Regions from separate parts of the Mus musculus genome. Here regions 2 and 3 are each linked to region 1. A link is a loop called in an ENCODE intact Hi-C map of the cell type or tissue named here. Cell type or tissue: heart. All regions are shown on one strand. Links, peaks and the distances in the headings refer to the core of each region. The heading gives the core; the rest is flanking DNA. Region 1 has its middle 14 kb from the start of Cdca4. Region 2 overlaps Akt1 (thymoma viral proto-oncogene 1). Region 3 overlaps Cep170b (centrosomal protein 170B).

Region 1 (10,366 bases), core at 1,652-9,651:
GTCAGCTTCTCAGTCTATCTATCCTAAGTATACATTCTGTCAGCTTCTCAGTCTATCTATCCTAAGAATACATTCTGTCAGCTTCTCAGTCTATCTATCCTAAGTATACATTCTGTCAGCGTCTCAGTCTATCTATCCTAAGTATACATTCTGTCAGCTTCTCAGTCTATCTATCCTAAGTATACATTCTGGAACTTGGGGAATAACCACAGGATGAGTTTGGGGACCCACTAATCCTACTGGGAGTTGAACTTTGGCCAAAATTCCATTAATCACCTGACCTCCAAAGGTCCCTATTTAACTGGGGGGGGCACAATACTTCTTGGAGGTCTCCTTGAATCAGTGTTAATTCAGAACCAGTACCAATAGACCCTGGAAAGTCTGATTGTTTCCTATCCCCTGGTGTGCAATTACCCTTGTAAAAGATTAGGTTCTTGTGAGGAAGGGCTGGAGAAAGGCTAACAGTTCAACTCACAGGTATTGTATTCAGATCCTTCCTCAGGGGACCCTGACTTCCCCTTCACTCAACAAGTGTTGGGTGTACAAACTGTCTCAAGTGTGGAAATTGGTTCATGGGCTGAGATTCTCTTTTGCCATGATCCAGTGGAAACTTTCATTTGTATGAGAATCTTTGTACTCAAACAAATATGCAGTAGCATTGTTATCTACATCAGCCAGGGACTGGGATACAGCTGTGACAGGCTTGACCATGCTGTTGTTTAGAGGAACATGGGAGACTTTGGAACTTTAGCAGTGGTTGGACACTTTTAGTGGGGCTTAGTGGGCCATCCTTGTAGGAGCATGACAGACAGTGCTGAGGGCGATTTTGATTGTGGGGGCTCAGCTCAAGAGGTTTCAGAGGGGGAAGAATATTAGTAAGCCTAGATGTTCTTGTGATATTTTGGCAAAGAATGTGGCTGTTTTTTGCCCTTGTCCAAAAAAAAGTCTGTCAGAGGCTAAATTAAAGAGTTTTACATGAATGTTGTTGGCAGAAGAGATTTCTAGTATTGACTGTGTTGTGTGGTTACTAGTAATCTCTCTTATGCAGAGCTATATTGAAAGGGAGCAAGCTGGATAAAAAGAAGTACAAAATATACATTTTGAGGGGGGGAAAAGAACACCAGGAAGTGTAATGGAGCTATGTTTGTGCTCAAGGAAACAAAAAGTTTAAAGGAAAGCCTGAAGCTAAATAGAATAAAGGGAGTGGTGACTTCAGGGAAAGACCCCACTCCTGGTACCAACTTCTACCTTAGTTACTGTACTATTGCTGTGCAGGGGCACCATGACCAAGGCGACGTTTATAAAGAAGACAAGAATAAAGGGAGTGGTGACTTCAGGGAAAGACCCCACTCCTGGTGCCAACTTCTGCCTTAGTTACTGTACAATTGCTGTGCAGGTGCACCATAACCAAAGCGGTGCTTATAATGAAAATGTTTAATTGGGACTTGCTTACAGTTTCAGAGGCTTAGTCCATTATCATTATGGCAGGTGTGGTGTTGGAGCAGTAGCTGAGAACTACACCCTGATCTATAGGCTGAGAAAGAGACACTGGGCTTGGTGTGGGCGTTTGAAACCTTAAAACCTACTCCTAGTGACACAGTTCCTCCAACAAAGCCACACCTCCTAATCCTTACAAATAATGCCACTCCCTGGTGACTAAGGATTTAAATTCATGAACCTCTGGGAACCATTCTTATTCAAACCACCACATAATCAAAGATCAGTACAGGGAGCAGGTTGCCCCTGTTTGGGTTATAATGAGGTTGGAAGTATCAGAACACAGTCTGTTTTGATATAGAAAAATATAGAAGCCAGGCAGTGGTGGTGAACACTAATCCCAGCACGTGAGACACAGAGGCAGGCAGATCTATGAGTTTGAGAGCAGCCTGGTCCTCAGAGAGTTCCAGGACAGCCAGTGATATACAGAGAGACCCTGTCTTGAAAAACAAAACAAGCAAACACACACAGACACACACACACACAGACAACACATGCACACAGACGCAGACACACACATATGCACACGGTGAGCATATTCCTGCTTAGAGCCCAGATCTAGGTCTCCACCCATTTCCTTAACTGAAAAGATTCCTCTTCTTGAGAAGAAATAAGCACCCAGTCTAAAGCTGAGAGAATAATAAGGAAGTGAGTTTGGTTAGAGACAGTCACGGAGTGGACATGCTGGAAACCGAAGCACTTAAGGAAGTAGCCTGAGTTGGAGACGTTGGTGTGGTACCCGAGTTCGTTGTGGGCCCTGGGTTCTGCCTCTCTTCACCAGTGCCAATTTAGTGGCTCAGAAGACAGATGCTCTTCGGGGTGTCAGCTGCTCACGGGACCCACATGGCAAAGCGGGATCTGTGCCGAGTGCTCTGCGTGGTTCCCGGTCTCCGCTCTGGGTACTCAGGCACCGCTAGTGTACTCCCTGGAGAGACAGAGAGAAACAGGAGGACCTGGTCTCCCTTTAGGGCATGAGAACACCAGCTACAAGACTGACCTGAAGGGGAGAACTGGGCCTGAGACTAGCAGGATCCGGTCCAGTTGGGAGAGAGTGTGGAGTGCCTGAGGGGTGAACCAGGGATTACATAATTTCGAGGGAAGGGCATGAGGTCCAGATAGGGAAGGTCGTTGGCCTCATTAGCACGGAGAAGAGCTCCCCTATCCTCTCAGTTGTTGGTCAGAGTTCCTGTTCCAGAGCAGGCGTTAGTGGCTGGGAGGGACAGCTCCACTTCTGCCGCCTCAGATCTCTGCGACTCCCGGGGTTTGATCACTCCCCACTTTACCAGTTCTTATGCCTGTCTGGTAGAGCCGTCTCACATGCTCTGCACACTGGCGAGAGCTCTATGGACTATAGATGGGCTTTGGTAAAATTTTAGCTTCCTGATTAAGGTTGACTGTGGTTATTGAAGATCAGTTGACTTTCAACATTCTTTCTCTCCTTTCCTCTCCTTCCTCTCTTCCTCTCCCCCTCTCTTCTCCCACTTCTCTCCCCCTCCCCCTCCCCCTCCCCCTCCCCCTCCCACTTCTCTCCCCTCCCCCTCCCCCCTCCCCCTCCCCCTCCCCCTCCCCCTCTCCCTCCCTCTGAGACAGGGTTTCTCTGTGTTGCTCTGGCTGTCCTGGAGTTTGCTCTGTAGACCTGACTGGCCTTGAACACAGAGATCCTCCTGCCTCTGCCTCCCACGTGCGTGCTGGGATTAAAAGTATATACCAGGGCTGCAGAGATGGCTCAGAGGTTAAGAGAACTGCCTGCTCTTCCAGAGGTCCCCAGTTCAATTCCCAGCCTTTACACAGTGGCTCACAACCGTCTGTAATGGGATCTGGTGCCCTCTTCTGGCCTGCAGGCAGGAAAAAGCTGTTACATAATAAATGTAAGGAGAGAGAGAGAGAGAGAGAGAGAGAGAGAGAGAGAGAGAGAGAGAGAGAGAGAGAGAGAGAGAGAGAGAGAGAGAGAGAGAGAGAGAGAGAGAGAGAGAGAGAGAGAGAGAGAGAGTCACCTCCAGTAGGATCTGTATGACAAGTTCCACAGACTGAGATGATCAACCTCAAAAGGGGGAGGCCTCCTGGAACCGGTTGTGGAACTCTTCACCAGAGAAAAATATTGAGCCATAGTTCTCATGGCAATCTATCTATTTTGTTTTCTCTTATTCCTTTTCTTATTTACATGTTCCTGGTAGCCTAGGCCAAGATCTTAAGCGAGAATAATGTACCCATCCATAGAGATGGGGTCACTAACATGACCTCATCCCCAGGGAAACTAACGCTTTATTTTTTAAATCATTTACAAAACTATTATAATAGATAAAATTTTTCCCAACAATAAAATTTCATATTGCTACATGTGTATCATCAGAGGTGGATTTTGGTATATGGTAAAGAAAGCCTTAATTAGAAAGAGTTAAAATAGTTTAAATTTATACATTGAAGATTATTAAAAAATCAGGCACTAGATGTTAAATAATAATTGACCATGGGGCTGGAAAGTTAGTTCAGCAGTTAAGAGCACTGACCATTAAAGATTTCTTTGCCTGCTCTTGGAAATATGCCACTGACCTTGGCCGACAGCCCCCACTGAATACATCCTTTTAGAATTGTTATATTTTGATGATTTATAATAATGATACCTCTGTTTGTGATTCACTGAATACATAGTTTCAGAGTTGTAATGCTTGGATGATTTTTGTGCTTTACTGTGCCAAATGATTTTTGTTGGCACTTGTGATTGTTTCACTGGATACAGTTTCTAAGAGATGTAATGTTTGTTTTTTTAATGTATAAAATCCCCTGCTTGAGAGCGGCAGAATTCACTCAGATTCAAACTTCCTCTGTGTTTTGTTTCTGTTTGTCATCCCCAAATCCTTACCCACCTAGCTTCAAGGACCCTCATTCCAGGAACTCCCATACCCAACTGCGGTGGTCTGTGGCAAGAAACCAACAAAAATACTATTGGTAGGTGGAGAGATGGCCCAGAGGTTAAGAGTACTGACTGCTCTTTCAGAGGTCCTGAGTTGGACTCCCAGCAACCACATGGTGGCTCACAACCCCGTTACCTCTTCTGGTGTGTCTAAAGACAGCTACAGTGTACTCCTATACATAAAATAAATAGTTCTTAAAAAAAAAAGCATATACCACCACACCCAGCTCTCAAAGCGTTCTTAGAGGTGTTAGGAGCAGTGGGGCGATTGCACTTTCATGTCTAATGATACAGAAAAAAGCAAAATTATCCTGTGGGGATGTAAGAGGGGAGTCATCTTAGAGGAAATGCTGTGAACTGGATGTGGCTGTCAGGACAGGGCCTGTGTAGCCTGCGTTACCGTCCTGTAATTTGGAAATGTAAATGTGGGTAGAAACAGCTGATTTTAGAGGGCAGAAGAGTGCCTGCTGAATAAGGAGAGATTAAAGAAGAGGTGCTGAGGCACAGAGGTATGGGACTTGTGGCTTCAAACACACTGGGGTTCAAGGAACCTTCCACAGTCATATGAGACCCAGGGAGAGGAGAGTGGAGTCAGTTCCAGGGCAGAAAGGCATGTTCTAGGTGAAGATGTTCAGCCCAACGATCTAATCCCTAGCATCAAACCCAGTAGGGAATCTCCCCACAGAACCTGTGTATACACACCTATTTACTGTGTCACTTACAACTGAGTTTTGGGTCTCAGAGGTTGCTCTATGTGTATGGGTATTCAGTGTGAGGTCCTAAGCCTGGAGCCCTAGGAACCATGTGAGACCTGGCACATCAAGATGTCTGTAATCTCAAGGCTCCTGTGTGGAGATGGAAGGCAGAGAGGGGGAGAGGAGAGGAGGGAGAGGGAGAGAGAGAGAGAGAGAGAGGGAGAGAGAGAGAGAGAGAATATCTCCAGAAGCGCCTGGGCCAGCCAGCCTGGAGTAAGTAACAGAAATCAAGAGGACGTTTCTCAAACAGAGTGGGCGTCAAGGGCACTTGCGGGTCCCTTCTGACCTCCACCTGCATGCCACGTGTACTTCCAGCTAAATAAAAAATATGCAACATTTAAAGCTGAGTATGGAGGGAGGCTCACACCTGTACACCCAGCGTTCAAGATACCGAGGCAGGAGAGTTGCCAGAAGTTCCCCACGAAGCAAAAATAAATAATTCAAAATAAATCAAATAATAAATCTACATTCATAAGCAATAAGACTCCATCATTCCGTGGCACCTATGGTCAGGTAGCTGTTTAGAAATGTCTGGAAGGATATGCTACAGAAAGGAAAGGCACTGGGGTAGGTCAGGCACCCTCAGTGCTAACAGCACCTGCTCTGGCTTGGTGATGCTGCCCCCTAGTGGCCCTGGCAGGACTGGTGTCTTAGGGTTTCTATTGCTTTGGTAAAGCTGTGTGACCAAAAAAGCAACTTGGGAAGGAAAGGTTTTACTTCTTTACATCTTGCAGTCTTATCATCCAGGGAAATCAGAACAGGACCTCAAGGCAGGAACCTAGAGGCAGGAATTGATGCGAAGACCATAGAGGAGCGCTGTTTACTGGCTTGCTCCTCATGGCTTGCTCAGCTTGCCTGCCTGCCTGCCTGCCTGCCTGCCTGCCTGCCTTTCTTCCTTCCTTCCTTCCTTCCTTCCTTCCTTCCTTCCTTCCTTCCTTCCTTCCTTCCTTCCTTCCTTCCTTCCTTCCTTCCTTCCTTCCTTCCTTCCTCCCTTCCTTTCCTTTTAAAATTAAATCTTCCCTCATATATTACATCACAACTGCATTTTTCTCTCCCTCTTCTCTTCCCAGTCCCCCCCCAACCCCCCCAGATCTCCTCCTTGGGCCTCCCAGTGCTATCAACCAAGCACGTCCCAATAAGTTACAATAAGACCAGGAACAAAGCCTCACACCAGACCAGCTTACTTTCCTAACAGCATCCAGGATTACCATGGTGCCCAGGGATGCCAATGCCCACAGTGAGCTGTGCCATCCCACGTTAATCACCAGTCAAGAGAATGTACCCAGGCTTGCCCACAGACAAATCTGGTGACATAATTTTCTCAGCTGAGGTTCCCTCTTCCAAAAGGGTTCTAGTTTGTCTCCAGGTGACATGAAATTAACCACCACAGTTGTCAGCTTGCCACACAGACACGTTACTACTCAACTAGAACCTTCCGTTTCTCATTTGTCCCCAAGATAGTGTGTTAATATTGTGTTAGTATTATAATAAATTGTAACAATATGCTAGTACTTTAATAAAGCACAAATAACTTTAAAAGTACTACAGTCTTTAAAAGTTCAATCTCTTTAAAACCGCTGAAATCTCTCCCCAAGTTTAAACCTCTCTAAAATATCCAAAGGCTATTTATATATAATATATATTAATTATTATATATATTAATATATAGATATTTATATATCTAAAACTCTCCTTCTCTCAGCTGTGGCTCCTGTAAAATAGTAATAATAATAATAAGTTAAATAGCCAGGCATGGTAGCACATGCTTTTAATCCCAGAACTTGGGAGGCAGAAGCAGGTATATCTCTGAGTTCAAGGCCAGCCTGGAAACACTGTCTCAAAATGATGATGATGATGACGATGGTGGTGGTGGTGGTGCTGATGATGTGGTGATGGTAAGAGGAGGAAGAGGGGGAATAGAGGGAGGAGGGGGAGGAGGGGGAAGAGGAGGAGGAGATAAATTCTTACTCAAAGAAGGAAAAACCAAGACATAGTTACAGTCAAATAAAAACAAAACTAAAGTCCAACAGTATAATGACCAGGACCAGACACCGTGTCTCACAATATTCTGGGCTCTCAAGAGCTTACCACAGCTCCAGTCCACAGCTGCTGCTGTCCTTGGAGGTCATCCCATGGTACTGACATCTCTAAAATGTTCACGTCTTTTCTGCAGCTGGCCTGCATCTTCACCGATAGCCTCCCCAGGCCTCTCTTCAGGGACTCCAGCCCTGACACGCAGTGCTCTCTAGGACCTCTTTATGTCTTCAAAACCAACACCACCTTGAAATTTACCATTTTCTGCTGCCAGCCCAAGTCGTACGTAGCCTTGATCTCCTGAGGACCACAGCTTCTGTGTGCGAACACCAAGGAAACGCTTCCCGGAAGATTTTTTTTTCTTCTCAATTTGTCTTTTCTCTTCTTAATCACAGCTGATTCTTCAGCCCCAGGTCACCAGCATCCATTGTCCCAGCAAAACCAAGGTTTCACTTTTAATTATTCTTAACTCAAAATTAAGTGCTAACGACCCCAATGGTCTTTGAAGGACTTTCAAACTTCCTCCTGAGGCTTCACGAGCCAACCCACCGTCATCTATGTTGCTATCAATGGTCTTCTCATGTCCCACAGAGCAGGCCTCTGAGTCCTGAGCACACACTGGCTTTTCCAGCTCCCACTTCAAATGCATCCATAATCCTCCCCCAAACACATAGCAGGGCTATCACGGCAGTACCCCAAAACCTGGTACCAATTTCTGTCCTGGTTGAGGTTTCTATTGCTTTGATAAAACACAAATAAACAAAACAAAAACCAACAGCTTGGGAAGGAGAGGGTTTGTTTTAATTTATAGGCTGTGGTTTATCACTTGGGAAAAGTCAGGGCAGGATCTCAAAGAAGGAACCTGGAGGCAGAACCTGACCCACAGGCCAGGGAGGATGTTGCTTACTGGCTTGCTCTTACCAGCTGGCTCAGCATGCTATCCCATGGCACCCAGGACTGCCAGCCCAGGGGTAGCACTGCCCACAGTGAGTTGGGTCCTCCCTTATCAATAATCAACCAAGAAAACTTACCCAAAGCTTGCCCAGTGGCCAGCCTGATGGGGCATTTTCTTTCTTTCTTTCTTTCTTTCTTTCTTTCTTTCTTTCTTTCTTTCTTTCTTTCTTTCTTTCTTTCTTTCTTTCTTTCTTTCTCTCTCTCTCTCTCTCTCTCTCTCTCTCTCTCTCTCTCTCTCTCTCTCTCTCTCTTTCTTTTTTGTTTGTTTTGGTTTTTTTTGTTTGTTTGTTTGTTTTTTGAGACAGGGTTTCTCTGCGTAGCCCTGGCTGTCCTGGAACTCACTCTGTAGACCAGGCTGGCCTCAAACTCAGAAATCCGCCTGCCTCTGCCTCCCGAGTGCTGGGATTAAAGGCGTGCGCCACCACCGCCGGGCGGGGCATTTTCTTCATTGAGATTCCTCTCCTTTAGAATGAATCTAGCGCGTGCCAAGCTGACACAAAACGAGCCCTCACAACTGGAGATCTGAGAAAGCTAAGCTCTCTGTTTCTGTGAAACACCAGCCAGTGGTAGAGAGGCCCACTACTGCGTGCTGTAAGGAAGCAGTCTGAGTAGGGGAGTGTGGTGGCGCATGCCTTTAATTCCAGCACTTGGGAGGCAGAGGTAGGCAGGTCTATAAAGCAAGTTTCAGGGAAGCTAAGGCTACACAGAGAAATCCCTATCTTGAAAAGCAGATAGATAGATAGATAGATAGATAGATAGATAGATAGATAGATAGATAGATAGATAGATAAGAAGGCTAAACTAGTCGCACAGAGCAAGCCAGTAAGCAGCATCCCTCCATGGCCTCTGGATCAGGTTCTACATCTAGGTTTCTGCCCTAACTTCTCTTCAGGGTGAACCGCAATTGAAACATGTAAGCTGAAATAAACCCTCCCCTTCCCCACCTCCCCTCAACCTGCTTTGGTTCATGGTGTTTTTTATTTATTTATTTATTTATTTATTTATTTATTTATTTATTTATTTAATATATGTGAGTACACTGTTGCTGTCTTCAGACACACCAGAAGAGGGCATCAGATCCCATTGCAGATAGTTGTGAGTCATCATGTGGTTGCTGGGAATTGAACTCAGGACCTCTGGAAGAGCAGCCAGTGCTCTTAACTGCTGAGCCGTGGTGTTTTATTAGAGCAACCCTAAGACACTCGCCATTCTCCATTCCTCCTCCATGAACCTCAGGATGGTATGGTGATCTTCACCGTGGCCCACCTCCCTCACTACTGGACGACAGGGGCACTTTGTGGAGTAGGTAGGCCAACGAGGGAGGAAGAAAGGGAGGAAAGAGAAGAGTAGTAGTGTGCGAGAGATGGAGGGAGAGATGAGCAAGGGTGAGAGTGAGCAGGAAAGGGAGGAATGGAAAGAGTGTGGCGTGTGAGAAAGGGAAAGAGGGGGGGGAGAATGGGACATGATGGAGTGAATGATAAATGAGTGAACGGGCGTGTTTGTGGGTGAGTGAGGGTAAATGGGCAAGTGAGTGAGTGAGTGTGTAAATTAGTGAATGAGTGAGCAATGAATGCAGCTGAAGGGATGAAGGAAGTGAGAATCTGGCCCATTCACTAGGCTCTTATGAACCCCAGGCTCATCCAGGAAGTTTCTAATCAGCTGGTGTTTGAAGGTCTGTGGTCAGTGGTAACACCCTGACATGACCTTTGCTAATGTGAGAGGAACATAGCAGTAGTCAGAAGGTATTGGATGGGGCTGAGCTCTTGCTCCCCACTGCCTCTTCAGCCAGCAGGACCTTGGTCCTGACTGACCAAGGTGATATGACCACACAGGCCAGCCGGCACAGGGCTTTGGTGGCCGCTCTACTGTTCAAAAGGCAGAGCTAGGCACTCCACAGATTAGCTTGCAGCAAGTCCTTGGCTTGTCTCCTGGTACATTCCTCTATGGACCTGACCCATACAGGTTGAAGGTTCCTAGACCCACCTTGGTTAACCACCGCCCTTCCTGTTAGGGGCTATGCCGGTGTTACAAGCTCCAACATCCAGGCTTCCGAGGCCCATCTGGGTCTCCTCAAGCATCATTGTTTGTTTGTTTGTTTTGAAAGACTCCGAGAGGAGCCCCTCGATCAGGCCTCAGAACAATAGCAGACACCCAAGAACTCACGATAGACCAAGCTTGATGTAAACCACATGAGGCTTTATTCGGGGAAAGCCAG
Region 2 (10,366 bases), core at 951-8,950, 190 kb before region 1:
GGTGGCCACAGACAGCACAAGATGTTCACACTAAAGAGAGAGAAGGTGGCTTTTTATATGTTATGTTTTATACCCAGTAACAAGTGAATAAACCTCTTTATATTTGCACAAGGACTCCCTCCCTTCCATCTGTTAACCGTTCTTAGGGTGGCAGTGACGGCTGCAGGGGCAAGCCCTCGCAGCAGCGTGCAGCTCAGCTGTCTTGGCATTGAGACCCCTGCTTATTACCCACATCTAACAGGCAAGCCAGACCCAGCAAGTTCCTTCCTGTCCTCCCTCAGCTGTAAGAGGAAGCAGCTGGACTCCAGGAGTCAGACTGCAGAATGGTCACCTGCGTGCTAGACAACCTCAGGCACTGAATTGCCACTGTCAGTCACATAGGCAGCCATCAATACCTACACTGCTGGGTTCCAGGTGATTTAATGAGCCCTTGTCCTCCAGGGGTTTGGCCCTGTGGAATGTCCTGTGTGGTTGTGACAGTCCTCACCATATCTTCAGAGGTAGTTTATGCAGGGCTCTAAGGAGTTCACAGGAGGTAACATGGCCTGGAAGATAATGGTGGGCCAGTCACTGCAGCCACCTGGGTCTCCTACTTACAAGTGGTTGGCTGGGTAGATAGGGCAGAGGTCTCCTTGTCCTGATCTCTAAGAACAACTACGGTTAGTTCCCATACATATCGAGGAGGTGCTGTCCTAGATGGGGTTGGTTCAAGTTTCCCTATACTACTGAAAAGTTGGCCCAGAGGCCCTACGTGAGCAGGAGGCTAGAGAGGGCTGAGGTGGGGAAAGGCCTTACGCACCTGGGAAGTTCCCTTATTGCTGTGGATAATGGGACTCTGGCTGGTTTTAAGTGTGGAAGCTGGTGGTCTGTAGGTAGTGACCAGGAGCTGGGCCCATTAGGGCCCAAGGTAGCAGTTAGCTGCTGTAGCCTTGCTGGGGGTGGGGCGGGGCAGGGCACCCAGATAGGCCAGCGACTGCGGCTCTGAAAATGGAATCTGGGGATCCTAACTGGAGTCTGTCTATTTGTCTGTCTATTTAATTTTCTTTGTGGCAAGGGCTCACTGTGTAGCCCTGGCTGTCCTTGAACTCAGAGATCCACCTGCCTCTGCCTCCTGAGTTTTGGAACTAAAGGCGTGCGCCACCACACCTGACTCGATTAGCTGGCTTGAAGCCACTAAGCCACTTGAGCTGGCTGTTGGTGGCCAAAGCAAACCCTGACCGTACCCCACACCCATCCCATGGCTTCTGGTGCTGTTTTATCCTGGCCTAGAGTCTTTGTACTATGAGCTTCTGCTGTAGCTAGCCCATCTCTGTCACCAGTGGGAATCATTGCCCAGTCCCCAACACCTTCAGGCTGCCCTCTCTCATAAACACCAGACTTTACCTCTCCTGCTTCCTGCCCCGCTGGGGGTTCAGTCTACCTCCCAGCATGCTCAACATGCTTTCTTTCACCTTAGACCTTCTTGGCTCCCTTCTTGGCTGGAGGCCCTTCCTCTGGGTGTTTGTATGTTCGTTTATGTCTCTCTGGGTTGGGCTCAGAAGCATCCTAGTCCTTACTGCACAGCCCTGTAGGCTTTTCTGATCCACCATAGAGAATACAGATGGATGCTTGTTATTCCTTCCAGCTGCCATGCAGATTCCTGAGAGCTGTGACGTAGCTTCAAATGACATCTTACATGTCACAGACTTGTAGTAATCTGCCCAGCATCCAGCCATGAGGTAGCGGGGAGTGTATTTGAGTGTGCATGTCAGTGTGGGGTGCATGCCTGAGTTTGCATGTGTGGAGCCAGCAATCTACTTGGTGTTGTTTGGGTTTTATTTGGTTTGTGGGTGGTTTGGCTTTTGAGGCTAGGCCCCATTTGGCCTGGAGCTCACGGATTAAGTTAAACTGTGGACAGCAAGCCTCAGGCCCCCCGCCCCGCGTCGGCCTCCCTAGCATTAGGAGTGTAAACCAATGCCACCGCTGTGCTTTGTAAATACAATTGTGGGGGCCAAACTTGGGGCATGCTTACATGGCAAGCATTTTGCCAACAGATGCCCCGGTCCCTAGCCAACTTTAAAAAAAGAACAAAGTACTTAGATATTGGACAGCACCCAGCGTCAGATGATAACCCCAGAGGGGATGAGATGAACCCAGGTTCTGCTGAGAACCCTGCCTGCTGAGCATCCACCTGTGGTGTGGGAGGAGATTGAGAGAGCTTGTGAAAAGGATCGAGAAGACTGGGGGATGAGAGCTAGGATAGCCAAAGTTTGCACAGCAGATTGCCAGTGGATCAAAGCATCCTTGATGGTGTTAATTAATCACGTTGTTGAGAGCAAGGGAGGGAACAAGAAGCAGTCCCCATTCCCAATAAAGAAGGGATATGGAAGCCGGGCGGTGGTGGTACACGCCTTTAATACACTTTGGTACACTTGGGAGGCAGAGGCAGGCAGATTTCTGAGTTCGAGGCCAGCCTGGTCTACAAAGTGAGTTCCAGGACAGCCAGGGCTACACAGAGAAACCCTGTCTCGAAAAAAACAAAACAAAACAAACAAAAAAGAAGGGATATGGGCAGGATCCTCACCACCATCTTCATGCTCCGTAGGTAGGCCTCCCTCTCCTAATGCAGACTGCCTGGCCTCTCCTTTGTGGTGAAAGCCATGCCTGACAAAGCCATTGTCACCATTACTGTTGCGTAGCAGTTTTCCATCTTGGAGAGCTCTTTAAGACACAGGATGGTGAGGGTGGGGCATGGTAGAACACTCCTGCAGGGAAGCTCCTTAAGCTCAGCAAGCAAACTTGAGGGCTTTAGGAAGTCCCTGAAACTGACCACATTCACTAGGGCTTCCCCTCCCAAACGTTCTCAGATCAGCTGAGCTGCCTCGAGGCTCAGATCACTTTCTAGCCTGTTCAGCTGCCTGTAGTTTGTTTTGGGGTATGCTTTTGTGAGCTGTCACCCATGCCTTGGCAATGCAGCTGTCTTCTGAGTCATCTCTGTTCCTGTAAACAACCTATATTCTCATATGCCACTGTCAAACTCACTGGTCCTCCAGGTCGGGCTTTGGTGGTATCTGTACTCTGCTGTCATTGGTTCCTTAGCTGGGGTGAATAGGTGTTTGCTCACATCTCTCTAGTGCTATACTACAAACACTTAACTATATCCTAGAACAGAACTCAAAAGGTCTTGTTTCAACTCGGTTCCCATAAGACAAATAGTAAACTTTGCTCCCTCCTTTCTTGGCCTTAGTGTAGGTCATTTCCCTAAATGGAAACTATAGTCATCAAGTGGCTACACACCTCATTCCCACCGATCTCCACCCTAGCAAGCACCATTCTACTTCCTGCCTTATGAATTACTTACCTCATTTAAGCTTACCAGACCCTACCATGGCCACAGGGTCTATCCCCTATCTGCTCTGGTGGTTCAGGCTAGGCCAGGCCTGTCTTCGGGGAGAGGGTACCACTTCCCAAGAGCATTCCCTAGATGTCCGCTCTCACCTACAATGATCATGTTGGGCAGCTTTCATGAGTAACAGTGGGCTCAGGAAGAGAGCTTTGCCCACCTCTGTGTTGAGGGCACAACTTCAGGGCTCCCTCCTCTGTACTAGAGACACATACCTGAGGGGTCTTGTGGAAAGAGCAGCCTGTAGCCGGCCCAGCCCTGGCTTTAGCTGTGTTTGTTTCTACGTTTCAGCCACTTTAGGTAAGATTTAGTGCTAAGTCTGAGGGCCACAGAAAGCACTACAGTCCTTATTTCCTTCCTTCCTCCTTCCCTCCCTCTCTTCCCTCCTGACTGGATCTTGCTACATTGACCTTGCTGGCCTTGAACTCAAGTGCTAGGACTAAAGGTGTTTACCCAGCCGGTGTTGTCTATAAATCTTACTTCAAAGTCAGTAAGTGCTGGGCAGTGGTGGCGCACGCCTTTAATCCTAGCACTTGGGAGGCAGAGGCAGGCAGATTTCTGAGTTCGAGGCCAGCCTGGTCTACAAAGTGAGTTCCAGGACAGCCAGGGCTATTCAGAGAAACCCTGTCTCTAAACAAACAAACAAACAAACCCAAAGTAGGCAATGCTGTGTACGGTTCCAGAGGGCTTGTGGTCATCTAGAGAAAATCTTTGGCTGTTATAGAAGTGGATATTCTTATTTTCCAGAGGTCCAGATCATCACCCACCCTAACTTTGCAGGAGTCAGACACCATCCCAGCAAGGCCACCAGCCACTAGGCTCTGTATATGTGTAGTCCATGCCTTAGGGGAGGCCATCTGGCTGGAGGCCTCTAAATGTTTTGCTGAGCAGTTGCTGTTGCTTGCTGCAGTTCCACCAGTAGTCACCAGGTGTCACCAGCAACATACTCAGTATATCTTGGTGGCGGCTTGGACTCAGGATCGCAGACACTCTAGAGTGACCTTGGTTCCTGTCACCTCTGTCCAGACCCAGAACAGTCCCCAGTTCTGTTCAGTCACAGATGTGCTATGTCACCTCAACCAAAGCCTCCTGAGCCTTTTTGAACTGTATCGCCAGCGCATTATCCTTCCTGGTATCAGGGCCTGGCTTATTGCTCTGCCAGACACACGACAGCTGGGGCTGGCAGGTGTCTTAGATGGCCAGGGAGGGTCACTGCAAGAGTAGACTCCAGAGACAGTCAAGATCCTCCCACTTCTGTCAGGAGTGTCCTGCCATGAGGACGACATCCCCTGGAGCCTCAGGGACCAGTTCCCAGGACCCACCCTGATGTGACCCCAGCCACACCCCTTCACCTCCCACCCACTAACAAGGCTGTGACGCTCCACACCAGAAAGCAAACCACAAGCTTGAAAAGCAATTTTTATTGAATTTGGAGGGACAGTTTCTTATTATAATAGTAAAAATGCTGAAGCTGAATGTTGTAAAAAACGACATGGTGCAGCAATGGCCAGCGTCTGGCCGGGAGGGGACAGGCCAGGGTGACGGACAGCGGGAGAGGGAAAGCATCTAAAAGGACAAGTGCTAGGAGAAGGGCTCACGTGAGGCAGGCGCTCCCAGGGTACCCGCTAAGAGCCACCACGCGGGAGCGGGTGCGGGAGGGCAGGGGCTCTCCTGTCACCAAGATTAAAATCCCCTAAATGTCTCTGAACAGCATGGGACACAGCAACAAACTGGATTCTTGTTCCTCTGTCAACCTCACTTGAGCCCTGGCCATCCCATCCAGCCCTAGGGCTGAAGCAGCTGTGACCTCTCCCCGCCCAGAGGGAGAGGGCCAGTTAGCATACCACAGGGGGGTGCTTCTGGTGCCTTCTTGCTGGACTTTGGCCCTGGACCCTAGAGACAGGTGGCGGCCAGGGTGGACAGGCCAATGGGGGCAGTGACGGGACCCACCCAGACCCATGAGCCCACATTGCACATGGTCGCGTCAGTCCTTAATAGTTTTCTACATGAATCTAATTGTTCTGGGCACTGAGGCCACATGTGTGGTCTCAAACTGGATGAAATAAATTAAGAAAAACCCCAGGATAGTTTTCCTCCTGACCTGGCTGGGAGGTAGGCTGCTGCCCACAGTAGAAACATCCTCCCCTGGTCCTGGAGGCTGGCAAGGTTCCTCCCCAGCGCATCCGAGAAACAAAACATCAGGTTCAGATGATCCATGCGGGGCTTCTGGACTCGGCAATGCAGAGGAGCGTGGAGCTGCCAGCCGCTGCCCCAGGCCTCAGGCTGTGCCACTGGCTGAGTAGGAGAACTGGGGGAAGTGCGGCCTCCGCTCACTGTCCACACACTCCATGCTGTCATCTGTGGGCCACAGGAGGGCTCAGACCATCTCTAGAAACAGCCCGCCCACCTGACACATGCCAGAGGATACAAGGGGGCCCTGTGAGGGGGCAGTGACTCTGGCCCTCAGAACACTCCCTCCCTCCCCGCCAAGCTGCTACCACCCTCCAAAGGGTTTGTTTGATTCTTTTAGTTTTGGGGCTGAGAGAGAGCTTAGTGGTTAAGAGCACTGGCTGCTCTGGTAGAGGACCCGGGTTCAGTTCCAGTGCCCACGTGGCTACTCACAACCACCTGTTAACTCCAGTTCCCCCCCAAAAAAAGCAGGAGTGCAAGCCAGACACTGAGGGGCCATGGAGTGGGGTGGCCTCACCTTGATCAGGCGGCGTGATGGTGATCATCTGAGCTGTGAACTCCTCATCGAAATACCTGGTGTCAGTCTCAGAGGTGACCTGGGGCTTGAAAGGTGGGCTCAGCTGAGGAGCAACAGAAGGCCTGGTTACTACTGGGTTCCAATCCCTCCATCCTCTCTGGGCAATACTGACCTTATCGGGTGGGCACTAGCACTAGGGAACAGCTCTAGGAGATGGAACTGGGTAGGGCAGTGTAGGCAGGGGAGAGCAAGCCCAGAGATGCCCAAAGTGACGAGAGGGTAGTGACTGCCCACCTCCAGGCAGTGGGAACTCCGTTCTCTGGTTGTCATTTCCCTTCTGAGTTTTTTTTTTTTTCTTCCCTTTCCATTTTTTGAAACTGGGGTTCTGTGTAGCCCTAGGAACTACCTCTGTAAACCAGGCTGGCCTCAAACTCAGAGATCCACCTGCTCCTGCCTCCCAGGTGCTGGGACTAAAGGCACACAGTGGCACCACCACAGCTGTGGCAGGACTCAAAGCAGTCTTCAGGTGAGCTCGCCTGCCTCACTGACAGCCCATGAAGAAGATAAGCTGCAGAGTGGTGTATGCACTGGAGGCTGCTAACATCCTTTTGGGTCTCACAGGCAAGGACCCTCAATTGCCATCCCTCCCAAATCTGGTGTGAGGGCAATGCGGACTTCATGGGATCTCTAGTTGAGTGTGGGCAGGAAAGGCATGCCATCCACACCCCCACATGCTGCTGGCCCCGTGTTATCTAGAAGGTACACTCAAGGCAGGGGGTAACAGGGCACCCAACACATCAAGGTAGAGTGTTGAGACCACCTGCTGTGTCCCTCATCAGCCTGGGCCAGGGGTACTTAGGAGCTGAAGAGAATCACACTTAGGGGTGAGTACAAGGGGCTCTGCTCTCTGCAGTGGCCTACACTGTGCCAGACGGGCAGGGGCCGTCCCAGAATGGGATTAGGCTCGCCCTAGAGTTGGAGACACCTAGACATTACCCCCCACCCTCGGCTAGCTTTCATCATAGGGCACATGAGGCGATCTCCAGGCAAAGGACAGGAGCAAGCAACAGGTGTAGGCAACAGGGGCACAATTGAGGGCCTGGAGAGGCCAGGTGACTGTGCGAGGTATGCAGGGCAGCATACTACCCTCTTCTGTGCGAGCGAGAAGGCTGTGCACAACCCTGTGGCTCTGTGGGGGCATGTGACTACACAAGGCTGTGGGCCCAGCATGCGTGTCTGAGCCAGCAAAAACAGGAGTGTTTGCATGTGTGCACACATGTGATCCAGAGATGGGCACAGTGGCCAGAGTGAGAGTGTTTATATGTATGCACACACGTATGTGATCCAGAGATGGGCACAGTGGCCAGATGCACACCTTCTTCTCATACACATCCTGCCACACGATGTTGGCAAAGAACCGGTGCTGCATGATCTCCTTGGCATCCTCGGAGCCCCCACCGAGCCTGTGGGTAGGAGACAGGTCCAGGGCTCAGACACTGCGTGCAAGGTGACAGGTCACGGGGATACTCGCAGGGTAGGGATACCCCTAGCTGCCTGACCACCCCACCCGACATGTGACTGAGACTGTGGCGGGTACAGTGGGCAGCAGCACTGTCTAGAGGCTGAGCCTGAAGCCCCGGCAGCCCTTACCTCTGTGTAGGGTCCTTCTTGAGCAGCCCGGAGAGCAGGGACTTGGCCTCAGGGCCGAGTGTGCGCGGGAAGCGGATCTCCTCCATGAGGATCAGCTCGAACAGCTTCTCGTGGTCCTGGTTGTAGAAGGGCAGGCGGCCACACATCATCTCGTACATGACCACGCCCAGCCCCCACCAGTCCACTGCACGGCCGTAGTCGTTGTCCTCCAGCACCTAGATGGGGGACTCTGTCAGCGTTGTGTCGGGGCGTGGGAGGATGTAAGGGAACACACAGGAAGTGGCAGAGCACCTCAGGGGCCAGGTACTCCGGCGTTCCGCAGAATGTCTTCATAGTGGCACCGTCCTTGATCCCCTCCTTGCACAGCCCGAAGTCCGTTATCTTGATGTGCCCGTCCTTGTCCAGCATGAGGTTCTCCAGCTGTGTGGGAAGGCGCTCAGTCAGTGAGGCCAGACCCCCCAGCCCCCACCCGCCCTGCTCCATAAGCACACCTTCAGGTCCCGGTACACCACGTTCTTCTCGGAGTGCAAGTAGTCCAGGGCAGACACAATCTCCGCACCATAGAAGCGGGCCCGGTCCTCGGAGAACACACGCTCTCGAGACAGGTGGAAGAAGAGCTGTGGGGTGGAGCGCGCTGAGGAAGGCCTGTGTGAGGGCCCGCCAACCCTTACCCACAGGCAGAGGGAAGGTTAGGAACTAGCCCCCAAAGAGAACTGGAGACTGCGAGACTCCAACTCAGCAGAAATAAGACATCCCCAAACGAGCAGCTACAGGCTCACATGGCCAGGGCTGGCAGCACCAGTGATCTGTACTACAGAGAGGGTTCAAAGCTCTCAGAGGGACAAGTTCACCCATCAAGTGCCCAGGTCTGAAGCTGCCTGTGGCCCTACCTCGCCCCCGTTGGCATACTCCATGACAAAGCAGAGGCGGTCGTGGGTCTGGAATGAGTACTTGAGGGCCTGGAATGGAAGCAGGGCAAGCCTAAGCACAGTGACACTGCCACCCCAAGATGGATCAGGGCACATCTTGGGTATCACCGTAGCCCAGGCTGGCCTAGAACTCAGCAGGGGCTACAGATGCAGGCCACATGCCAACTGGTAGATTTTAAGATGAGAGACACGAGGTCTAGGTTCAACTGCAGGGCAAGATGGCTTAGAAGTTAACTATACCAAGTTCTGGGGTTCCCAAGAGCCTCCAGATGGGGAGGTTGACACAACAGCTTATGAACTGGTGCACTGAGCCACCCCGGCACCTTTCCATCATGGACCACGGGTGGAATAAGCCCAAGATGCTGACTCTGGAACTCAATCAAGCTACTGTAACTGAGCTTCACTAACAATCAACCCTGAGGGACCAGCCTAGAAGACGGGTCTGAGAGGACTGCAGGGATGGAGAGCTGGGGCAACTCAAGGTCTCAGCAGAGTGAGAAGACGAGTCTCACTCCTGCCTCCTGCACACTACAGCTGGGGCATGACTGCAGCCCCGCCCTCCATCAGCCTACCTGATGCCCATGAAGCCCTTGCCCGTCCGTGTATGGGTGCAAAGGCAACAGTGTGGGAGTGACCCACTCTGGCCCACTCTTCCCTATCCCACAGGGGCCAGACTGATGGCCACTGCTTACCGTAAGGAAGGGATGCCTAGAGTTCTGCAGGACACGGTTCTCAGTAAGCGTGTGGGCAACCTCATCCTGGAATGCAGAACCAAGTGAGCACCTATCTCCCCTGCATCCCACTCCTCTCAGCCTCCCTCCAAGCCTGCCCTCCCTGCACCTTGGCGACGATGACCTCCTTCTTGAGGATCTTCATGGCATAGTAGCGGCCTGTGGCCTTCTCTTTCACCAGAATCACCTTCCCAAAGGTGCCCTTGCCCAGTAGCTTCAGGTACTCAAACTCGTTCATGGTCTGTGGGCAGTAGACAGAGCCCGGTTAGAGAGAGCCTTTGCTCACCACAACTAGCCTATGGTAATAAACCATATGCCACCGCCTTCGGCTTGACAGTGTCCAGAGTGAGCAAGCTTCCTCCAAGTTAGCCAACAGCAAGAGAGCTGGCCACAAGCCAGGCCCATTCTCACATGTGCTGGCCTGTGCAGTCAGTGAAGGGCTCTGCACAGTCTAGTCAGAGCGCTGGGCCTTGGGAGTCAGCGGGCATCTTCATATTACTTACTTTTAAGTACTGGGGTCTCATGTCTCATGCACGCTGGACAAGCACTCTGCCAACTGAGGTGTCCTCAGCCCATGTCCAGAGGAGCCAGGGGTACCCAGACCCATACAGGAAGCCAGGCAGGAATACCAGGACCTACCAGGTCCCTCCACAACCCCTGGCAGCCCCAGCAGAAGCAGAGCCCAGACTCACCACACGGTGCTTGGGCTTGGCCAGGGACACCTCCATCTCTTCAGCCCCTGAGTTGTCACTGGGTGAGCCTGATCGGAAGTCCATCGTCTCTTCTTCCTGCCTCTTGAGTCCATCTGCCACAGTCTGAATGGCGGTGGCCCATTCTTCCCTGCAGCGGGTCAAGTGAGGCCTCAGGCACCTGGGGGCGCTGTTGCATGGCTTCCACCAACCAGCTGCCTGGCTCCCTGGTCCTGAAGCTGCAGGCCACCACTCAGATCCTGGGCCTCCATACACTC
Region 3 (10,366 bases), core at 742-8,741, 98 kb before region 1:
TGAGACCCCCTGGTGCCATGCCTTTAATCTCAGCACTTGGGAGGGAGAGGCAGGCAGATCTCTGTGAGTTTGAGGCCAGCCTTGTCTACAGAGTGAGTTCGTTCTAGAACAGCCAGGGCTACGCAGAGAAATCCTGTCTCAAAATCAATAACAGCAACAACAAAGAGGTGTATAAATGAATAAATGAGTGGGTATGTGGATGGATGGATTAGTCACTAGGCGATGGCTCAGTTGATGAGTAGATATTTGGATGGATGGGTGGATGGATAGGTGGACCGGTGGGTGTCTCTCTAGGAGGGCGGGGAACTTTGGGTTCAAGGAGCTAGTGTGACCACAGTTTATTCCAAATAAACTTCCTCATGAGGCCATTCTTTGGGATGTGTTCTGGGAAAGGGTGTGTGGAGATGGATCTAGCTGGCTATGGCCAGTGTCCTGGTGCCCAGGCACTGGAAAGCTTGTAGAGATGTCCCCTAGGAACAAGGTGGACCTCAGGAATTTTGTTGAGGTTGCTGTTCTTGAGAGCTCTTGAGACACTGAGAAGGTGACCAGAAACAGATGGCCCTCATGAGTGGCCCATGTGTGGATGGGGGCACAGTTACTGTAACCTCACAGGCAGAAGCTGAGGCCGTGGTAGAATGAGGTCACATAGAGGACAGGGTAAGAGAGATGGGTTGACAAAGAGGGTCCTCCTGAGAGGCAGGCGGGGTGTACGGGAGGATGTATGGCCCTTGAGTGAGACCCAAAGGGACAAAGGCTCCTCAGGTCTCAGTATAAGAAGGAGCAGGAAGAGGTGTGGCCCGTGTGGGCTTCTCAAGCTCTGGTGTGCCTTCCTGGTGGGCCCAGGAGACTGCTGCAGTTTCCCTGTAGAAAGAGGCCCCAAGAGAAGCAGCACAGGAAGAAGTGGGAACATTTGGAGGTTTGGTGTCACCTAGAGTCAGGGGGACCTGCTTCTGTGCTCTCTTGATGTCAGAACCATGAGAAGCCTGGGTCACCCATCTGGGGAACCATGACGAAGCTTTTGGAGAGAGGCAGGTATGGCAAAGGCCTAGGATGCAGGTCCTACGTAGACCCAAGAGGAGAGTCGTAGGATACCCTAAGTCTGGAGCTGAGGGTTCAAGTGTGTGGATCATGGTGGTAATGAGCCTGAAGAACTGTGAAGGCAAGAGAGAGGATGTGGGCCCTTCAGGGACCTCCCTAAAGACGGGGCTGGCCATGTGTCCAGGAACCTAGTTAGACTGGTGTCCTCAAAGCAGCAAGCCCAGGGAATTGCTGCTGCCTACTTTGTCGTCTGTCTCCTGGCTGCCCAGGTGCCTCACTGGGACAAGCCCCAGGACCCTTGTCAGATGTGTGCTCCCCCATGGTGTGATCAGAACTTAGCTCTCAGCCATACTGGAAGAGCCACAAGGTCCCTCTACAACTCTGACCTTTGGACTCAGGAGCCCCTATTCACTCCTCCCGTGCCTCTGTTTCCTTGCTCACCAAGGTGGTGCCCATGCACTCTGAGGCTACGTTACATCCATTCTGGGAGGGCCTGATGGCCAGTGACTAGCTCTGGTGTGCAGGAAGAGGAGAACGTCTGGGGACCCTACGCTTCTGTCAGACCCCCACACACCCCAGGCCCAGCTCGGGCAGGCCATGTACCTCAGGCCCAGGCCTTTACCCAGCACAGCCTCAGGCAGTGGAGTTGGACCTGACTCTGCACAGGATGCTTGTGGGTCCTCACCGCCCTCCTCTGTGCACTGGGGCTCTCCCAAGAGGACCACTAGCAGAACTTGTTTTTTCCTGTTGGCTGCAGGCTAAGCCAGACACTAGTGAAGGATGTGGCCATCCTGGCCAGGGAGATCCATGATGTGGCTGGAGACGGGGACTCACTGGGCTCCCCAGGCCCCACTCGCAGCCCATCTCTCGGGAATGTGCCCAACACCCCTGCCTCAACCATCTCAGCCCGGGAAGAGGTGAGTTCAGGCCTCTCAAGGGCACATGCTCATCTGCCAGGGTCAAATCCACCATGTGCTTCTTGGTGTGAGGGCTGTAATAAGAATCCTTACAGAATCCCGAGAGCTTGTGCTGTGGAAACTTGTCCTTCCAAGGGAGTGGGCGTTGGGAGGGATCCGGAGCAGATGCAGACGGGCCCAGGCCTGTCACGTCCTGTTTTATCTCTTCTCTGACTGAAGCAGTGCAGGGGCTCACTGCACCCCCTAGTGGTTCCTCTGCATCAGCCGAGCCAATGCTCTGTTCTCTGCAGCTGGTACAGCGTATACCAGAGGCCAGCCTGAACTTCCAGAAAGTGCCGCCTGGCTCTATGAACTCTCACAACTTGGACCAGAACATGAATGACAGCCGAGACGATGCTCTGACCAACAAGACGAGGCCTCGGAACCGTGAGGAGGCACGGTGCCCCTCTGACATTGCGTAGCTGCGGGTTGGGGCGTGTCTTAGTGTCTGGATGGAGGCCAGCTAGCTGGGTGGAGAGGGGAGGGCCCCGGCCATACTAATGCCCAGGTCCTTCCAGGTGATCTTTGATAATCTGATGCTAAACCCGGTGTCCCAGCTGTCACATGCCATTCGTGAAAACACGGAGCATCTTGCTGAGAAGATGAAGTAAGCGGGTAGTCCCTGGGTGCCAACAGGTCACGTGTGCTGCATCTAGCAATAGTATGCAGCCTGATAGGTCACATGTGGGTAGCCAGTCTCTGTGTGTCTTCACTGCTCCCTGGGGTCGGGGCCCCATTGCTTCCTCTCTCTCTCTGGCCCTATCTGAGCTGTTCCCATCTGAGCATGAGGTAGCTAGCCACACTCCTGCTCCGGGTGTCAGTTTCCCTCTTGAATCAGCTCTACTATGGCCAGAGAATATCAGGGGAGCAGCTGTTCTGTGTTCTCTGTCACTGCCCTTGTCCCTGCTCCCCTCTCAGGGTCCTCTTCCAGAATACAGGCCGGGCCTGGGAGGACTTAGAGGCCAGAATCAACTCTGAGAATGAAGTACCCATCCTGAAGACATCCAACAAGGTGAGAGACAGAGACCCCATCCTTGAGCCTGGCCCCCCATCCTCGGGCCTGGCCCCCCATCCTTGGGCCTGGCCCCCCATCCTTGGGCCTGGCCCCCCATCCTCGGGCCTGGACCCTCATCCTTGAGCCTGGCCCCCCATCCTCGGGCCTGGACCCCCATCCTCGGGCCAGGACCCCCATCCTCGGGCCTGGACCTCTACCCTCGGGCCTGGACCCCCATCCTCCGGCCTGGCTCCCAGCCAGTGGGCGTTGCTGAGCTGGTCTGAGCCACATCCTTAATCCAAGTCCACCAGGAGGCCCTGGGGGCCCTGCATGTTCCTACTCTTGCCCTCCAACCTTCCTCCTCTCTGTCCTCCCAGGAAATCAGCTCCATCCTGAAGGAACTTCGACGCGTACAGAAGCAGTTAGAAGGTAGGTGTGGCCCAGACCTAGGGCAGGCAAGGGCGACCTCAGAGGCTTATAGCCAGATTCTCAACTGGACTCTTTGATCTCTTCCTCCAGTCATCAATGCCATCGTGGACCCCAGCTTGAACCTCGACCTACTGATGGGAAACAGGGCTCCTTCAGGGTCTGGCCAGCCAGGACTTGGGAAAGCCCGGCCAGCAGCTCAGAGCTCAACTTCACCTGCCTCGGTGGATACCTTGCTGCCAGCCCTGCCTCTCAGGAGCTTCCCACAGCGGGCCAACTGCGGGCCCCCCGGCCTCCCGGAGCCTGCCTTCCTTCCTGATGCTGAGAGGTTTCTGATCTAAGCTGTGAGGCGGGCAAGGCCAGCCTTCTTCTGCGCGTGTGTCCTGTGCATCCATCCCACGGCCCACCTGCCTGGCTGCAGGAGGTTCTCTGTGAAAACCCTGTATGTGCCATAGCCCCATGGATGGGTGCCTCCCATTTCCAGACCCTCCTCAGCCAGCACCTGAACCACTTCATCCAGCCCATGGCGCCCCCACCTCCACAGGCCTCCCAGCCTAGCCCCTGGGGTGTCCACTGCCAAGGGCCAGCTGGTGAGGCCCCATATTCACCTCCTGTCAATCACCATTGTTTTTGTTGGTAGCTTTAAAGGAAAGAGTACATTGCTCCCTTGCAGGAACTTGCAGGCCCCGCTTAGGTCCAGGCCCAGCCTGGGAGGCCCCGTCTCATCCCTATGTGCTGGCTTGAGGCCAGACAGAGAAAGGAGCTGGACCCTGGGGCCAGTCAGTGCCAAACACAGGAGCTGGATGGGTTTGGCATGTCCCCAAACTGCCCAGGAAGGAGGCCACTTGCCTTGTGGCTCCTACTGAGTCCACGGCCGGAGCTGCTGCAGAGTCCATCAACCTGGGCAGACGAGTGGTTCTAAGTCCTTGGTGCCAACACAACTGCCAAACCCACTGAGTTTGGGTACTGTCCCAGCAAGCTCTCCTGAGTGGATTCATCCCAGCTAGGGACACTGGGCTTCCTTACAGTGGGGCTGGGTGTAGCTAGGTGGGCCAGCAATCCCGTTGGTTGTGGCGAGTGCTTTACCAGAGTGGCAGAAAGAGATTTGGAAGCTCCTGGCTTTGTGATCTAAACCATGTACCTGCCCCTGCCGTCCCAGATGGTGCGGGCAGGAAGTGGTAACTGCAGCAGGCTCCTGCGGCCCGATCCGTTGCGGAGGCCTGGCAGGGACAGGCTCACTACTGGTTATGCTTTCTCAGGATTTGTGCGGCTGGGGCCTGCCAGGTGAGCAGGGTAGCTGCCCTGCTGCTGCCCCTTGCTGATGCTTCTGGAGGCACTAAGCCAAAGAGCCCGGTGGCTGGAGTGGGATGGGGACAGTCCCTTATTGACCAGGCTGGCATGGGTGTGCTCTGGGACCTGCCTGATGTGTGTGTGGGCGTTGCTCCTGAACAGGACCTGTCTGCTGGGAGAGGTAGCTGCAGCGGGGGGCCCAGAGCCCAGGGGTAGCATGGGTCTCCCTGTTTACACTTAGCTGATAGAGTCATGCACGGGTCCTGTGTGCCTCTGCCCAGCCCACCTGATGTTTACGTGTGTATGTGTGTGTGTGTGTGTGTGTGTGTGTGTGTGTGTGTGTGTGTGTGTGTGTAGAGCTTGCTGTTTGTCTGGAGGAGGTGCCAGCTCAGCCTGTTGGCTGCTCCGCCTGCATGTCCCACACATTGCCCACAGCCTGCTCCCTGTAAGTAAACGGCTGTCCTGCAGAGTCCATGCCTCCCACCCTTGGTCATCACTGTGTAATTTTTTTTTTTTAATGCACAAATTGGTGTTCCTCTCCATACTTAGTTCCTCTGTCACTTTAGCCTTCAACCCGGCATTGGTACTGTACATGCCTGGCTTCTGAAGGTATCTCTGTACATTGTTCTCAGGCGGTCTTGTGGATGTCTTTCAGGAAATGGTTATTTTATATGATTTGTCATGAAATTTGTTCTAATAAATCATTCCTCCACGTGGCAGCACACCAGTGACTGCCGCCTCGGCCCTCTTCTCTGGGGATGGTGTTGGGTGACCATCTCCTTGACACAAGGAGTCTCTGAGGGGCTCAAGACACTAAAGGCAGTGGGTGTGGTGGCATATGCCTTTGTCCAAAGAACTTGGGAGGCAGGGATCTCTATATCTGCTCCCAGCCAGGGCTACTTAACAAGATGGTCTTTTAAAAAAAAAAAAAATGAATTCAGATGTTGCCACCAGGTGGCACTCAAAGCAAGGAAGCAGCAAGCAGATGTCTGCTTTTGTTTAAGCTAATGTGTATTAGTGGTTTGCCTGCATTTTCGTATGCACTCCTAGTGTCAGTGGAGAGTAGAAGAGGCCATTGTGTCATCTGAAACTGGAATTACAGATGTTTGTTATCCGCTGTGCGGGCTCTGGAAGCCAAGTCAGGTCCTCTGCAAGAACAGCCAATTCTCCTAACCATTGAGCCGCCTCTCCAGCCCCAATTCCTCACTTCATTACAGATCAGAAAGCAGAGAGTAGACTAGAACTGGGCTCAGCTCTCCCCTCCAAAGGCCCTGCTACCAGGCCCCGCCTCCTGAGCTTCCGCAGTTCTGAGCCTGTGAGGGGACAGTCCAGATCCAACCATAACAAGGAGCCATGGGGTGACAGGGTAAGTCATGTTCTCACCTTCAACTGGGAGAAAATGCACAAAACAAGAGCTTTCAGGTGGGAGGCAACAGACAAAGCAGGGCTGTGGTCCCCCTGAGGGGACACGGAGCTGACAGCTGCCCTCTACTGCATGAGAGGGCAGTTGCTCCAGACATCACAGTAAAAGCAGGGCTGTGGTCCCCCTGAGGGGACACGGAGCTGACAGCTGCCCTCTACTGCATGAGAGGGCAGCTGCTCCAGACATCACAGTACTGCTACTGAGCAGGGACACATCACCACAGCAGGAAGGACAAAGCAGCAAGGCTTTGCAGAACCAAACCGCCAAGAAGAGCGTGGGAGAGAGCAAGCCCTGGGCTGCACAGACTGGCCATGACCTGCCCTTGTGGGAGAAACTGCAGGAGGCTAAGGAAGCCACCACAGAGCAGGATGAAGGCTGCATGTACCTCGAGACTGCCCCAGGCCTGGGACTGTTTATGTCATCGCCATGTAGCTCATGACACACAGGACATGGGCCTTGGTGCAGGGATAACCTCTCGTGTACTGTGTGGAAGCATCGCTTGTCAGTAACAAGCTGATGGCCTATTAGCAGAAGTGGGGAGGGAACAGTGGAAAGCGTGAGTATGGACTGGGAGGATCTGCTGTGAGGTTGTGATGGGCCATAGGACACACAGACAGACGAAGAGCCAAGGCGAGGTTCAGATGCAAATCAAGGACTGTGTGTCTTGGCATTGGCCGCCATAGAGTGTGAGGATAGATAAATGTCTGCCTAGCTTAGTGCTTGCAGCTTGTTAATAAAGATGCCAGGTCTCTGTCTAGAACAGGTGTAGAAATGCCCTGTTGTCACTTGGGAGCAAAGGGACATAGAAAACCCTCTGAAGAATTATTTTGTGTTTGATGCCCAATGTGGGACTAGAAATCTAAGCTTAGAACCTAAGAACTGGGTAGAAGATGATTCTCTAGCCAGGAACTGGGAAACCACAGGGCAGTACAAAGGTGGATATATTTAAAACACACACACACACACACACACGGGCTGGAGAGATGGCTCAGCGGTTAAGATGTGTTGCCTTCTTCTGGGGTATCTGAAGACAGCTACAGCGAGGGGCCAGGGCGAGCAGGGCAGGAGCAAGAGCTGGAGAGTTGTCTCAGTGATTAAGAGCACTGACTGCTCTTCCAGAGGTCTAAGTTCAAATCCCAGCAACTACATGGTGGCTCACAACCACCTGTAGTGAGATCAGATGCCCTCTTCTGGTGTGTCAGAAAACAGCTACAGTGTACTTAAATTATATAATAAATAAATCTTTAAACACACACGCGCACATCTGCAGAATAGAAAAGGAGCTCTTATACCTGATCCTGGGGCCACAGTAGCTGTGACTCCCCAAGTGTAGCGTGATTCAGGAGAAGGGTTGGAAGAGAGAGTGTTACAGGCCAGACCCAACCTTGATGTGGGGGAGGCTGAGCTTCCGCCTGTAGCTGGGACATACAGAGCCTGTAACGAGGACAGAGTAGCTGAATTCAGCCCCGAGGTGGCAGGCCACAGGGGAAGGGTCAGCATTTGGTGTGACACCATTCCTAGCTGGTGCCTCTGATGCCAGATACACACACGGACGGCAGAAACACCTCTTCTCTGTGAGCTGAATGGGAAGGGGTCGGGCTTGGCACAGAACCAGCTCTGGCCAACGCAAACAGACACAAGAAGAAACCGTAGTGCAGATAAATGAACTCCTGATCAGGTAAAAAATGTTTGAAATTATGTTTAAATGCTAAAAAGGGAAAAAGACTGGGTATGGCACCATAGATAGATGTAAATAGTTTAAGACTAGTAATATAAAATCCTTGAAGAGAATTAAGTACATTAAAAAGAGTAAGCCACACAAGGATGAGAAATAATTTAGAGAAAGTTAAATGCAGAAAAAGATACTAAGTTTGGAAGGCAATAATAGAGAAATAAATGCACATAGACGATTAAGTCTCTGGAGGAAAAAAAGATAAATAGATAAAAATGTTTTAAAAGGTGCATAGAGGCTAAAGAAAATAAGGAAACTGAACACAGCCAACCATAGAAACACTGAGTTTAGATATTTTTTTTAAATCTCCCAGAAAGGAGAGAGAGAAATAGTTTCCAAAGGAACAAGAGAGAAAGAACTAAAGGAAAGTCTCCAGAGGAAGGAGAGAGTTAGAGAGAGTAAAAAAGAAAATATTTTCCATGTTAAAAAATGGGAAACAGGGCTTGTGAGATGGCTCAGTGGGTTAGAGCACCCGACTGCTCTTCCGAAGGTCCAGAGTTCAAATCCCAGCAACCACATGGTGGCTCACAACCATCCCGAACGAGATCTGACTCCCTCTTCTGGAGTGTCTGAAGACAGCTACAATGTACTTACATATAATAAATAAATAAATCTTTTTTAAAAAAAGGGAAACACTCTAGAAGGGGGCATTTAGACCCCATATAGTTTTGCTTTGACTGTCGGCATAAAAATAATTTTATGTTCAGTAATGATTACAATTTTTTTGCAGAGGAAATAATATAATTCCTTTATTTGGAAAAAAAAACAATACTGACTCCCTGAGATCAGTTAAAATCAGTTAAAATCTACTGCTGGATGGGGATCCTTCTCAGGCTGCTGTCCCTCTCCATCTGCCACACAGCTGTGGCTGTGCACAGACAGAAAAGCATTTGGTCAGAAAGCAGCAACCCAGTGTTTCTCCAGCCGACAAACCATGGCTCCCGCCTCCTGTGCCACCATTCGTCTCTGTTTTATTTCTTCTTTACACTGGCATTCTGGCAGACCCAGTTCATGACTACAATTTTATATACCTTCTTTAAGTGAGATCAGAATAAAACAGACTGAAAGAAAATGAAGACTGAAAAGATTAAGTGCTAGAACGGAGACAATAGAACAGAAATTAGAGGATTCCTTAAATCAGAATAATAGTCCTTGGACGAGTCTGATCTGGAACCTACATGGGCAGCAGAAAAGGCCGTTCCGGATGAGAGAAATCCACCAAGGCTTGGAAAGTTAGCATGGCAGCCCACAGAGATGCAATAGACTGCGCTAGGAATCCAGAGTCAGTTCAGTGACGCCACCTCAGAGCAATGACACACAGCTGGCTCGTGTGTTTCATTTTGTAGATTTTGAACAATTAAAATACGTTTATGTGCTAATCTATCATACAGTCGTTACGTGCTCAGAATTCCAGGGGGCTTTTGCCTTGAGTTCTGAAAGGAGCTGTTCTGAGATTTCACATTCATTAGAGATGGTGGCTACCTTGGAGATGCCTTTGCGAGTGGAAACCGGTGACGCTTGGACATGTGCATCCGTTAGAACACAGCAATATTCTAGACATTGTGGCATAAAACGTGTTACTGGCATAGCTCACAATCTTACAAGATAAGCTGCTGTAGGGAGAACTCATTGTGCTTTATTTTACTTGAAATTCTCATAATTTTAGTGTCAGTAGCTTCTGAATGGTATAGTTAAATGATATACTTAAGACAGCCTACAGCAAGCTCATACCCCTCAGAAAATAGCCTCGGCTCCTATCCATATGGCATTGCCCAGCCAGACTTCCACAGCCTGGGACCTACTCCTGGGCTATAGAAATAGATATCTTAGTGTAATGAGCTGAATAAACCCCTAGCATACCCATGGTCTATTCTTTTTGCTTAAAAAAAAAATGTAAGTATTAATCCAAGCACTTCCCCAGGTGCTGGTCACAGAGAAAACCCAGTGTTGCTGTTGGGATCCGAGCCCTGTGGGTCCTGTGGTTCTCATGGTTCTGTGGTTCTTGTCCCCCTCTCCTGCAGTCATATGGCGTAGAGCTCATAAACCTTCCTTATCCAGCACACCAGGGCAGCCAGGGCTACTGTGCTGTGCAGTCTCTTTCTGTACAGGTCGTCCTCCCGAACCGGCAGCGCTGGTGTGGAGGAGGTGAGCGCGTGCAGAGGCCGACTGGACAGTTTGTACGCATCATACTACAGCTGGTACTTGTAGCCAGGGCCAAACTGCCAGGAGATCCTATAGAGGGTCCAGCAGTGGACAGGGAGATGTAGTGGAAGTGGTCCAGGGGCAGTACCAATGGGGTGAAGAGGCAGGCAGTACCCGATAACACGGCCATCTTGTGCAGGCAATTGTCTATGGTGATCCAGAGGGCTGTCTCATCTCCAGTTCGGGTGGGCTCTATCACAATGTACTTACACTGGGCTTCCAGCGCCTGCTCCAGCTCACACTCACACTGGTCCCGGGCGTTCTCCCCACTGCAGATTTCATGCACTATGTAGCAGCCTGCAGCT

What was found. A loop is a pair of places that touch in the nucleus more often than their neighbours do. Peaks named below come from ENCODE experiments on the same cell type or tissue, not always from the same donor. Only the 100,000 strongest peaks of a DNase experiment are listed, where the experiment ranks them.
Region 2: a loop joins it to region 1, with 2.9 times the contacts of the local background. A loop is called at or near these places in 3 of 42 quality-filtered maps.
Region 3: a loop joins it to region 1, with 9 times the contacts of the local background. A loop is called at or near these places in 38 of 42 quality-filtered maps.

What each region holds. Positions count from the first base shown.
Region 1 is chr12:112,838,233-112,848,598 of GRCm38, forward strand. No RefSeq gene overlaps it. Among named protein-coding and RNA genes, the nearest start is that of Cdca4, 14 kb to the left of the region's middle. In heart, for the core only: no CTCF peak of the experiment used is centred there; DNase peaks (open chromatin) are centred at 2,589 and 5,779.
Region 2 is chr12:112,649,038-112,659,403 of GRCm38, forward strand. It overlaps Akt1 (thymoma viral proto-oncogene 1), which reads right to left. Exons shown (of 14, transcript NM_009652.3): 5 at 10,092-10,239; 6 at 9,509-9,640; 7 at 9,361-9,426; 8 at 8,630-8,698; 9 at 8,231-8,356; 10 at 8,031-8,159; 11 at 7,740-7,954; 12 at 7,465-7,552; 13 at 6,090-6,192; 14 at 4,784-5,740. The coding sequence ends at 5,661. Siva1 (SIVA1, apoptosis-inducing factor) reads left to right here. Exons shown (of 4, transcript NM_013929.2): 4 at 1-115. Mir6939 (microRNA 6939) reads right to left here and starts at 10,314; the gene lies at 10,240-10,314. In heart, for the core only: a CTCF peak has its summit at 4,295 (motif pointing right); DNase peaks (open chromatin) are centred at 4,304, 4,629 and 7,343; H3K27ac peaks cover 3,002 bases.
Region 3 is chr12:112,741,158-112,751,523 of GRCm38, forward strand. It overlaps Cep170b (centrosomal protein 170B), which reads left to right. Exons shown (of 19, transcript NM_001024602.3): 14 at 1,796-1,955; 15 at 2,246-2,389; 16 at 2,513-2,601; 17 at 2,913-3,006; 18 at 3,366-3,417; 19 at 3,508-5,434. The coding sequence ends at 3,755. It also overlaps the pseudogene Gm5189. Among named protein-coding and RNA genes, the nearest start is that of Mir6940, 13 kb to the left of the region's middle. In heart, for the core only: a CTCF peak has its summit at 5,662 (motif pointing right); DNase peaks (open chromatin) are centred at 1,774, 2,194, 3,934, 5,904 and 3 weaker places; H3K4me3 peaks cover 734 bases; H3K27ac peaks cover 2,580 bases.